2 separate regions of the Mus musculus genome follow, and region 2 is linked to region 1. Evidence: chromatin loops called from intact Hi-C (ENCODE). Cell type or tissue: gastrocnemius. All regions are shown on one strand. Links, peaks and the distances in the headings refer to the core of each region. The heading gives the core; the rest is flanking DNA.

Region 1 (5,379 bases), core at 251-5,250:
AGTGTGGAAGGGGAGGAGGAGAAGGGGGAGGAGAAAAAGGAAGAAGATGGGGGGAGGAGGAAGAAGATGAGGGGGAAGAGGAGGAGAAGAAGGAGGAGGAGAAAGAGGAAGAAGAGGGGAGGAGGAGGAAGAGGAGGAGGAAGAAGAGGAGGAGGAGGAAGCAGGCAGATCCTTGGGGTTTCACAGCCAGCCAGCCTAGCTTACCTGGTAAATGTAAGGCCATGAGAGGCCCCATTTTATAAAATAAGGTAGATCATGCCTAGGAAATGATACTCAAGGTTGACTTCTGGCCTACATATTTACACACACACACACACACACACACACACACACACACACACGAAAGGAGAGTGCAAAAAACGTAAAATTCTAGCTAAAACAGTTTGATGTGATATATATGGTAGATATATAATATAGGTATAGGTATAGGTATAGGTAATAGGTATAGGTATAGGTAATAGGTAATAGGTATAGGTATAGGTATAGGTATAGGTATAGGTATAGGTATAGGTATAGGTATAGGTATAGGTATAGGTATAGGTATAGATAGTGTTCAGGCTATGACTTCCATTGTAGAGAGGGCTCCATACTTCTGAAAACCAAAATTATTGCTTATAGTACATTCTAATTTTCTAGAACATCCACAGTTTTTAACCTGTCATCTATTTGCACTCTCAAAAGTTTCTCATTTAGAAGATAGGGAGATGGCTCAGTGGGGAAAGTGCTTGTCATGTAAGCATGAAGACCTGACTCTGGTACCACAGAACCCATATAAGCCAGAGAGTGGTGGCATGTGTTCACAATCCCAGCCTTCCAAGGGAAAGATGGGAGACAAAGACAGGGAGTCTCCAGAAGCTAGCAGGCCAGCCACCCTGGAAAACACAGCAGCAAACAACCAAAGGACCAGACTTCAAACAAGGAGTGACACTTGAAGTTGTCTTTCACCTCCTGCATGCAAGACAGCTCACACATACCCATATGCATGCACATTCTCTCTCTCTCTCTCTCTCTCTCTCTCTCTCTCTCTCTCTCCCTCCCTCCCTCTCTCTCTCTCTCACACACACACACACAAGCACACACACACACAAGCACACATAGCCCAAACACACAAAAAGGTACTATTATATGTCTCATTTGGATAATAAATACCACAGCCATGCTTCTTCCTTCACACAGCTAATGGAATAGTCAGGTTGATTGCTCTACTTGATTTAAACTTACTCGAGACTATGAGCTCCTCTTAGGGTTTCCCTCTATTGCCTCACTTAACACTGACAGTAATGGGGCGGCAGTCACGTAATGCCCTTAGGTTGGGTTTTCCCTGAGACGAAGAGTTAAGGATAAGCATGTTTGGGGACATGTTCCTACAAAGCCTAGGTAGGGGGTTGAAGAGCTGAGACAAGAAGGGAAGGAAGCTTCAACATGGCGCATTCCTGTCTCGGTTATCACTGGGAGTGAGCAGGTCTCAACCTCACCGGAAGCCCTCCTGACACAGTGTGACTGCCCTTGGTATTTCCCACAGGACTCTGTGGCTGCAATCATATCACTGCTTCAGTCTTTCAGCACTTAAGCTCCTGGGCCTGTTTGCCCTCACTCAAGAGTGTCTGGACTGTTCGATCTTCAAAGGAGACTTGTTCCTATGGCCAGACAGAAGGTGCAGGAAGTTGAGCAGTGTGTGTGAGAACTGTCTAGAGACAGCCTCCTCTAGGGAAGGCCCCGGGGGCTCTTTCAATCAACTCTAGGCAGACTGAGGTTTAGAGAGGTTAGGTCACCGTCTCAGAGCTGCTTACCTAGTGAGTGGTGGAGACCAGACTGTTACCTCGTCATCCTGGCTTTGTCGGGTTTCACCTTAGCCACAGCTCAGCCCCGCCAGACCCCATGCCTGCCTCAGGTGTGCTCCACCCTGGATCCGAGCACAGGCTTTCTGTCATGGCCAGAGGAACTCTGGTGATGTCTTGCAAAATTCCGACAGCTGCAGAGCCAGGTCACCGTGGCCTCAGCCTTAGCCTCCATCAGAGTCCTCCGGGCCTCTGAAGACATGACAGGTAAGGACTGATCCAACCCCTGACCCCAGCACTCTCCAGAGCACCGTGATTTCGCAAAGCCACTTCCTAAGCTGTCTGTGGGAGACCATGCCATCAGCCTGTCCCTAAGCAAGCTGACTTCCTTACACATCACATGCATGCCTGTCTATCTTCTTACCCTCCTGATCATTCTGTCATCCCCTGTCACTCCTGCTTCCCTGGGATTCAACGTCACAGTAAACCGATAGCATTGACATTTTCATGTGTAACGACATAATTCACATATAGTAATGACATTTTGGTAAGTGTTGACATCTAGGTAACCACACCTGTATCCTGATCTAGAATAAGACCATCAGTCCACAAGGGGCCTCTCCCTACCTTCATTCATTCTTCTCAACCAGGACAATAAAAAAAAATCTTTGCACCATTCTATTTTACCTACTTTAGAATGTATAAGTGAAATCATAGTCTACCATACAAGCTTTGGTCAAGGGCTGTTGATCAAAGTACCTAGACCAGGCCTTGCCATTCTTGAATAGATTTTTTGAAGAATTTCTCATACTTCTGGTCCACTGATGGACACAGAAGAGGAAGGAGCCAAAGGGAGGACAAATACTAGCCTTTAAAGTTCATTGTCAAAAATGCTTTCTTTGCGTGACATGTGAGATGTGACATAAGTGTGTTTTCAACTTGTGTTTCTTCCTGTAAGAAGTCTGGGGGTTAAGACATCCTTTGGTTCACAACTAAGAGGTTCTGTTCATGTTGAGTGGCAGCCTGAAATGACAAACCCTGAAAGGGGACAGGGCTGGGATTTGAACTTGACAGTATCTAACCTCATTCTTGGCTCTTCCACAAAACGTTCTGCTTACACTTATCAGAACAAAAATCCTCTTACTGATTTAGCATCCATGATTCTGAGGAAGCCCCAAGAGCAAACATTGTCTCATGCATCATGAGTTGGAAGGGTAAGAAAATGTAAAATGTAAAAAAGGGAGGGAGGGCTCTCTTCACAAGGAAACAACTGACCTGCCTTATGAGAACAGCTTTGGAAGGCTTCCCACTAGTGCTCCACACTGGAGAAAAAACCTGGGGGGACTGTAGGAAACCCCAATCACTCTGCAGAGGAGGCTGGCTGCTGGAATGCTACACTGGAAGTAAGTGAGAGAGCATGGCAAACAGGCAATGTGCCTCACCTTGGTTCATTTGGAAATGGAAAGAATTGTTTTACTCACTTGAGAATATTTATGGGGCAATGGCTGCAACGGGCTGAGTTACTGAAGAAAAGCTTAGTAGAGTTCACTACACCTTTGCCTCACAGTAATTTTTTTGAGCCATGGTCTCAGTATGTAGCCCAGGCCTACCTTAAACTCGTGTTCTTTCTACCTCAGCTTCCCAAGTGCAGTGATTACAAGCAGATAGCACCACGATTGGTAGCACTCATTGTAATTTTAAAGATATGCTTATCATCTTCTCTGATCACCAGTAGCCATTTTGAACTATAGGGAAAGAGCAGGCTGGCCGAGAAAGAGTTCTCTGGCTACAGAACACCAGTATTTACTGAACACTCCGAGTATATCTTGACAACCCACTGGCTTGACCCATGAATGCAGGGACTACCACAATATTGTTGGTGCTACTTCGTAAAGAATGTCTAGGGGAGGGGCTGGAAAGCAAGCCTCACCTGGATCTGATCACTAAACTGGTGAGAGGAGGGAGAAGGGCTTTCTTTTATATAAAATATGAAGCAAGGAGGCTGTGGAGATGTTTGCCTTGCATGCATATGGAACTGAGTCCTTGTCCCAGAGCCCATGTGTAAGAGAAAAACAAAAACAAAATATCCCATGTGTACTGGTAATCCCAGCACTGGTGAGGCAGGGCCAGGCTGATTCTGGCTTTTTCTGGTTGGAAGCCTAACATACTTGATGAGATCCAGGCCAGTGAAAGACCATGGCTTAAAATCCAAGGTGGATGGCACCTGGGGATGACACCTGAGGGTGTCCCCTGGCCCTCACATGTACACTTGCACCCACACGAGCATATGTACTCCTGCATGCACACATACAAGACCCATGAGACTGGGACAAGCAGTTAACCAAGTCCGCCAATATTTAAAATATGGAGGTGCCTCATAGAATTGAATGCAGAAGAAGGAGAGATAAAACTAAATTTAGAACATCACTATTTGGCAACCCTTAATGAGATAATGGACCCGTCTCGGTCTGCTGAGACCACAGACTGACCACCCTGTGCAATGGGTCTCCAGAAAGAATAATACAGCATTCATGCAAATCAGTGTCAAATATGAAAGGCTGAATGCGAATCTGAGCAAACCCCTGGGTCTCTTTACCAAAACCTAACAAATAGCAAAATCGCGGGCATTATACCATGAGGATGGTATTAGCTAAATCTAGACAGTGAGAACTCTTTAGGCCAAACAGCCCTATTTAGATATTGAAGAAATATCTAAACTGTAAGAAAAAACAAACAAACGGATCAGGAATTTCTAGAGCTAGAACGAGATTTTTTAGACACATCTATAATGCTAATAGGTTAGTGAACCTCAACTCAAAATATATTCAGTAAAAATATGAATCTGTTGGTACATTATACATATTTATTATGCTTCCTACATATTATTTGAATAAATAATGTATGCATATACTACTAGAGACATTAAAATTTAACATTAACTGGGTTTTCCTTCCATCTTTATACACGGGAGACTGTCTTTGTGACAAGAGTCTGTCTTTCAGAGATGTTAGCTGAAATCCTCGTGATTCAAGTGACATGATCTGATGACAGAAATGTGATTCCAGATGAGAGGAAGAGCAAGGGTTAGACACGGCACGGTTGGTTTTGCAAGTTAACTGAAGCTAGACTAAGCACGGGGATGTTTGCTTTGCCTTTTTAAAAAGTGTGTTCAAACTTCCATAACAAAGCTTAAGTGGAAAGCAGAGAACTCTTGGAAAACAGTAAGACCTTAAGGAGTATGCATGCCATCAAACATTCTTGGGTTCCCTGAGCAGCATGGAAGTCAGGGACCTGGGCCTTGATCCTGTGTCTCTGTCTAACTATCTGCACTTTCCAGTACATCACTGAGTCTGTTGGAGCGTAGACTCCGGAGCCAGTGAGAACTGGAATTGTAGGCTGGCCCTGCAGATATGACGGGCCATGCTGGTTCCCTGAGTTCAACTCTCCCCAACTCTGGACAGCTCAGGTGACCTTACAAGTGACTTACTGATAGCCAGTACCTGAATGGTATGCTTTGGACCCAAATCCCTTTGATACCAAATATATCCGTGTTTGTCACTACTGAGTCACGTGGTCTTCAATGGCGGGGCTCACTATGTGG
Region 2 (5,379 bases), core at 145-5,144, 56 kb after region 1:
GGGGCTAGGGGTGGGGATGGGGTAGGGGAAAGTCCTAAAGATTTAGAAATAAATTCACCCCCCCTCCCAAGATCATCTAAAACAAAATAAAAATGGTAAGAGAAAGGAAGGGAGAGCAAAGGGAAGGGGGAAGGGCAGATGAAGAAAGAGGTCATTTGTAGTACAAGCTCCAAGCCTTCACTTCCAGTGCAAAGATAATTGCAATTCTTGAAAATTATTGCAGACTAGATATGACAGTCATGTATTTTTAACTGCCTTTCATGCCCCCCCTGTTTGTGTTGTCGGCTCGCCAAAACTTCCTTTCTCCTCCCTCAAAGACACTGCAAAGCCATAATTAAGTCTGTGCCATCAAATGGACAAGCAGGAGCCCTGAGTTCTGCTAGAAATAGAGGCTACAAATGGTAAACACTCGAGGGAGACCTGGGAAGGTCTTCCCACACTCTGGGCTGCCTGTGAAGTTAGCTCCTCCCACACTTTTCTAGACTCAAGCCTCAAGGGTAATTCTGTACCTGCTCTAGGAGGCCCCTTAACTTTTCTGTAGCTAACCTGTGTGTTGGGAAACAGAGTGACATTTAGGACAAGCACTTGCATGCACTAGAGAATGATCTTCTGCAAACTTTGTGGACAACGACAAAAATCAAACCTCATTGTCATTGTGCTTTAGGTGGATTTCCTTATTTTCTGCCATTGCCTTCTTAAAATACTTTCTACCTGCATTCCCAAGTATATGCAAATGAAGTGGTTAATATGTGTGCAACGTCCTGAAGAAACGACAGGTCTTCTCTGTCCCCCAAAATCCTGAGCTTTTCTTAACCTCTTCTAGGAACTATACATTCACTCCAGGATGAGTGTGTATATGTGTGCCTTTGTTTACAGAAAACCTGCTGGCTCTACTGTAACACTGGATTTGGGAACAACAACGACAAAGCACCCAACTCTTGATTCTACATCAACTCCTACATATCAACTTAAATTTATGAGAGGAAAAAAAAGGCAAGGTGGCTACTGTTGTTGATTTGTTTATTTCTTTCTCTTTATAATCATTAACAGCACATGACTGGTGTGCCTTCTAATGACCCTGCTCTGCCAGAAGTCTAACATGAGACTAGTTGCTAGTAAACTCATTAATGGCACAGTCCTTAACCCTCCCTCTAGGGTCTGCCTTACTATCTCTGGACTATTCATGACGCCTGCAAACTGCGTATCCTGCTTCCCGACATAGATCCCGCTTAGTTCTTTCAGCACACGTATGACAGATCAAAGAGCAGCTTGAGAAGGTTAAGTAAGGCGAAGAGGCTTTTCTTCCCCTCCAGACACTGGATTTGGAAGCTCCACAGATCCACCCCCTTGGGGACATGAATCAGCATGTCAGGGATTGCCCTGTAATCTTGAACACATCCTCTTGAGTTGGCTGGTATGTTTCTGGGGCAAGCTCAGGCTAACCCTGAAGAATCATGCAGGTCTTCCCTTGAGAGACTGAGGCTGTCAGCACCGCGGCGGCGTCTTCCTTCCCCCCCAAGAGGCAACCTTGCAGACGCGGCACTCTGGGTACCAGCAAACACATCAAGTCAACCCGCAAAGTTCAGAGGAGTTGGCTCTGGTATGTTTACAAGTCCTAGCAGATCTCAGGAATGTTCAGGATAATTATTACCGCACCCAGAAGCGCCCAACCCAACCCTCTCACATCTGGAAGGAAGGAAGCGGCTACACAAAGGAGAGCGAGAGAGACCTCCTCCTGCCACTGAATTCTTAGACCAGAGGAAGACTGGAGCCCAGCTCTTCCCTCTTTGTAAAGGGACCTAGCACTAGTCAGCAGCATCTTTAAAAGTGCAGGAAGCCCTTTGCAAAGGAAGACGTTGGCCACTAGTCCAAACAAAACAGCATTTCTCAAATTAGGGTTAAATGTGCCTTCTCCGATGAAAATAAAAAGTGAAATGCTCCAGAAAATGGACAGAGAGCAGTTCACACGCACACAGCCTCTCCAATACAGGCGCGCTTAGGATGTGACACGCCTATTTACAAAGGGTGGCCAAGCCAAACCCTGGACGTCCTCAGCTAAGGCCAGGGACCCCTCCCTCAGCTTTTCACCACCTTCGGATGGCTTCCCCGGACAGAAGTGTCTGGGATTCAACGATTCATCTCCCTACCTCCCACCAAAGCAAAAAGCGCGTGGTCCAACGCGGCGTGTTCTCAAACCCCACCAGCGTCAAAGCATCAGACCCGCCAAACTTCCTGTCACTACACTGCCAGAGCCACCAAAGAGCGGCGCCAAGTGCCTAGGAACTCCAGTCCAGGCTGAACCAGCCCGGGAGCTTTGGGGCGGGGCTTCCCGGTGGCAGGAGATTGGGGACCAGCTCTGCGGGTCCCCAACCTGCGCGCGCCGGGGGGTGGGGGGTGGCGGCGCACTCTGCGCTCCTAATGTGGAACCTCGGCCTCCTTCCTCCAGCGACAGCGCGCTCTGATAATCCTGGGACAGTCGCCTACCTACCTGCTCAGCCGCCTCCTTCCTCGGGCGAGCTGGGCTGTTGTCGCCTTGCTACTTTATTGTCTGCGTTGCGCAGCGCGCGGGACCCGGGAAATCCTCTCCGCGCCAGTCCCGCAACTCCAGGGCGCGCGGCGCCTTCCTCTGCAGCAGCTGTCTTCCTCTCGGTCCTCCTCCTCTCCGCCCAGGCTTGGGCTCAGCGTCAGAGCCGCGCAGCTCAACTCCACGGCGGCTAGCCGGGCAGCCAGAGCTCTCAGCATCCCCTGGCCCGGTATCCTTACCAGGATACCCACGCTCCGCGGAGGAGCCTCGAGCCGCCTTCCCCACCTTTCTCAGTGTCCCCACCTCCCTCAGTCCAGCCTCTAGCCGCTGTCAGCACCGGCTCTCCACCGATCTCTCTGCACTGCCCCCGCCCGTCGCCTCTCCGGGGGCCAGGGCGGCCCTGCCAATGAGGCTCGGCGGATGCGCTGTTCCGGCCCAGTCATTGTATCGGGAGGAGGAGGGGGAGCGAAGCAGGGAGGGGGCGCTCGGCCCCGCGGTTGCAGCTCGCCTGGCCTTCTGCGCGCGCACAGGCGACGGGTAATGAATTTAAGAGAATCTTGGGGTGCATCTAGGAGGCGGCCGGAAAGCTAGCTTCTTTGCATCACCCTAACTTTGAAGCACCATAGGACTCTCTATTGTACTTCCTGGATTTAGGCATCCCGAGACCTTAGGATAAGGGAGACCTCATAACCTGGAGAAATGACTGGATCTTAGACTCTTGCAATCAGATGGCTCTGAATGAAAGAAGAAAGAGGAAGCGGTGTCTGATACTGTCCCACAGTAGACAGTTATGATATGGCATTTAATTCTCTATCTGACTCGGAGGTGCTGTGTTGCGATTTCTTTGAAGGCTCAAAAAAATTCTCTCCAAACAGCTAATAGTGACAGGGCAGAGGTCGCAGTCTAATCTGATGCTGACCTTAACACAGTGATTGGGAGAAGGAAAGGGGGAAGCAGTTCATGAAAGACCCCAACTAAGATTTATCCAAGCCGGGCGTGGTGGCGCACGCCTTTAATCCCAGCACTCGGGAGGCAGAGGAAGGCAGATTTCTGAGTTCGAGGCCAACCTGGTCTACAAAGTGAGTTCCAGGACAGCCAGGGCTATACAGAAAAACCTTGTCTTGAAAAACCAGAGAGACAGAGAGAGAGAGAGAGACAGAGAGAGAGAGAGAGAGAGAGAGAGAGATTTATCCAAATGAGTTGATAGGGGAAAAGGCTGTGCAAATCCTAAAGCTCTTTTAACCCCCCCCCCCAACCAAACACACACACATTTCTCTGGGTACTTGCAGTTAATTCATTTTTCAAAGTAAATCCATTACAAAACTAATTATCTTCAACTACACAATTATATAGCTCTGTGTTTTGTTGAACAGTTAGTTGACTTATCACTTGTGAGTCTTTAATCTCTCGGCAATACTGGATTTTTACTTTCCTCCCTTTCTTGTCTTCTTCTGTCCCCGCTCCTTTGCCTGTTTTCCTCTTCTTAACAGAACGCAGTCCTACACACTTTGAGGCAGGGAGAGGACCTTGGTTTCCAGGCCCTGATATCAGTGCTGTTGATGGGAAGGGAAGGGAGAAGGCAAGATTTGAAGTGACAGACACTTGAGGTGGCTTGGTGTGTGACAGGTATTGTGCGTGCCTGGTGTAAGTTTTAATTACATTTTCTTCTGGTGCTGAACGGACTGTTTGCTTTCCATTAAATAGAAAATACTGAATGAGCAGCTAACGTTTGTTGAGTGGTAATTACTTGCCCTCGCAGACCTGAGCTGTGTAAGCTGATCGCTTGACACCATCTCACTTCCCTCCCACCTCCCACCCTGCACCCCCCCTGCACCCCCCCACCACCGCCCACCCCTAGGGCTGGGAAGATAAGGAAGCTCCCTGCAGCCAGGTCTGCATCCGTAGTGTGAGCCCATTCAGTGTCAGTTGAGTTTATGGAACTCTGTTTTAACCAGGAAGCACATGAGCCCGAGAGATCAGCTGACCAGCTTGGGAACAGGACCCTGGGAAGAGGTGGTACCCACCTGTAAAATTGCAAACCTCGATACAAAACGCCTGTTCAATGCAATCACCCAGGTAAAAATATCTCCCCATAAGCGAAAGTTTTTGAGACTTTTGTTTCCTTCTAGGTGGGGATACTTTGTAAACCAGGAGACCTTTTGGAAGGTGGGACTTGGCTGGTGAAAGTACTAGCGGTGAGCCTTTGAAGACAAGAGTCTGGATAAGTTCCCCAGTTTTCTGCCTCCTGGTCCGTGGCGATATGACGTTGCAATGAATGCTGCTATGGCTTTCTCCATGCTTTTCCCACCATGCCAGACCAGACTCTCTGAAACTGTGAGTCAAGTTCAAGTTCATCTTTGCTCCCTCAAGTTGTTTCTATAGGTGTTTGGTCAAGAGTGAAGAAAGATAATGAATATGCATGCACAGGTCTTGTTTCAAAAAAGAGACTCTTTTTTTTTTTTTTTTTTTTTTTTTTTGGGCCAATCAATTCTCTAGGAGATGCTGTCATAAAGAGGGGGAAGAATGGAAGAGGAGCAAAGCCATTGATAGGAGGATGGTATTTGTTTTTAAAACACAAATATATATATGTAAACCTGTGTCTAAATATGATTGTAAGATAAGCCCAATGAGACAACATCTAGACAGTGAAAATATTATTTATTTGAGTTTCAAAAAAAAAATGATCAACACCTCTTGTAGTCTTTGTCAAACCAGTAAATAGGTAACTCCATGCTGGGCAGTGTGAAAAAAACAAAACACTGCAATGAATCGAATAAAATATGTGTTCTGCAGGAAGCTGTAATTTAATAGATATGAGGCAAATATCTATGGTCAAAATGACAGCCATGAACATC

What was found. Peaks named below come from ENCODE experiments on the same cell type or tissue, not always from the same donor. Only the 100,000 strongest peaks of a DNase experiment are listed, where the experiment ranks them.
Region 2: a loop joins it to region 1, with 6 times the contacts of the local background. A loop is called at or near these places in 1 of 42 quality-filtered maps.

The regions. Positions count from the first base shown.
Region 1 is chr6:97,558,279-97,563,657 of GRCm38, forward strand. It overlaps Gm46969 (a long non-coding RNA gene), which reads left to right and starts at 1,754. Exons shown (of 3, transcript XR_003956342.1): 1 at 1,754-2,045. It also overlaps a transcript of Frmd4b not described here. In gastrocnemius, for the core only: no CTCF peak of the experiment used is centred there; no DNase peak of the experiment used is centred there.
Region 2 is chr6:97,614,702-97,620,080 of GRCm38, forward strand. It overlaps Gm32247 (a long non-coding RNA gene), which reads left to right and starts at 1,785. Exons shown (of 4, transcript XR_003956339.1): 1 at 1,785-3,061; 2 at 4,015-4,150; 3 at 4,654-4,858. It also overlaps a transcript of Frmd4b not described here. In gastrocnemius, for the core only: no CTCF peak of the experiment used is centred there; DNase peaks (open chromatin) are centred at 1,552, 2,293 and 2,935; H3K4me3 peaks cover 2,362 bases; H3K27ac peaks cover 2,040 bases.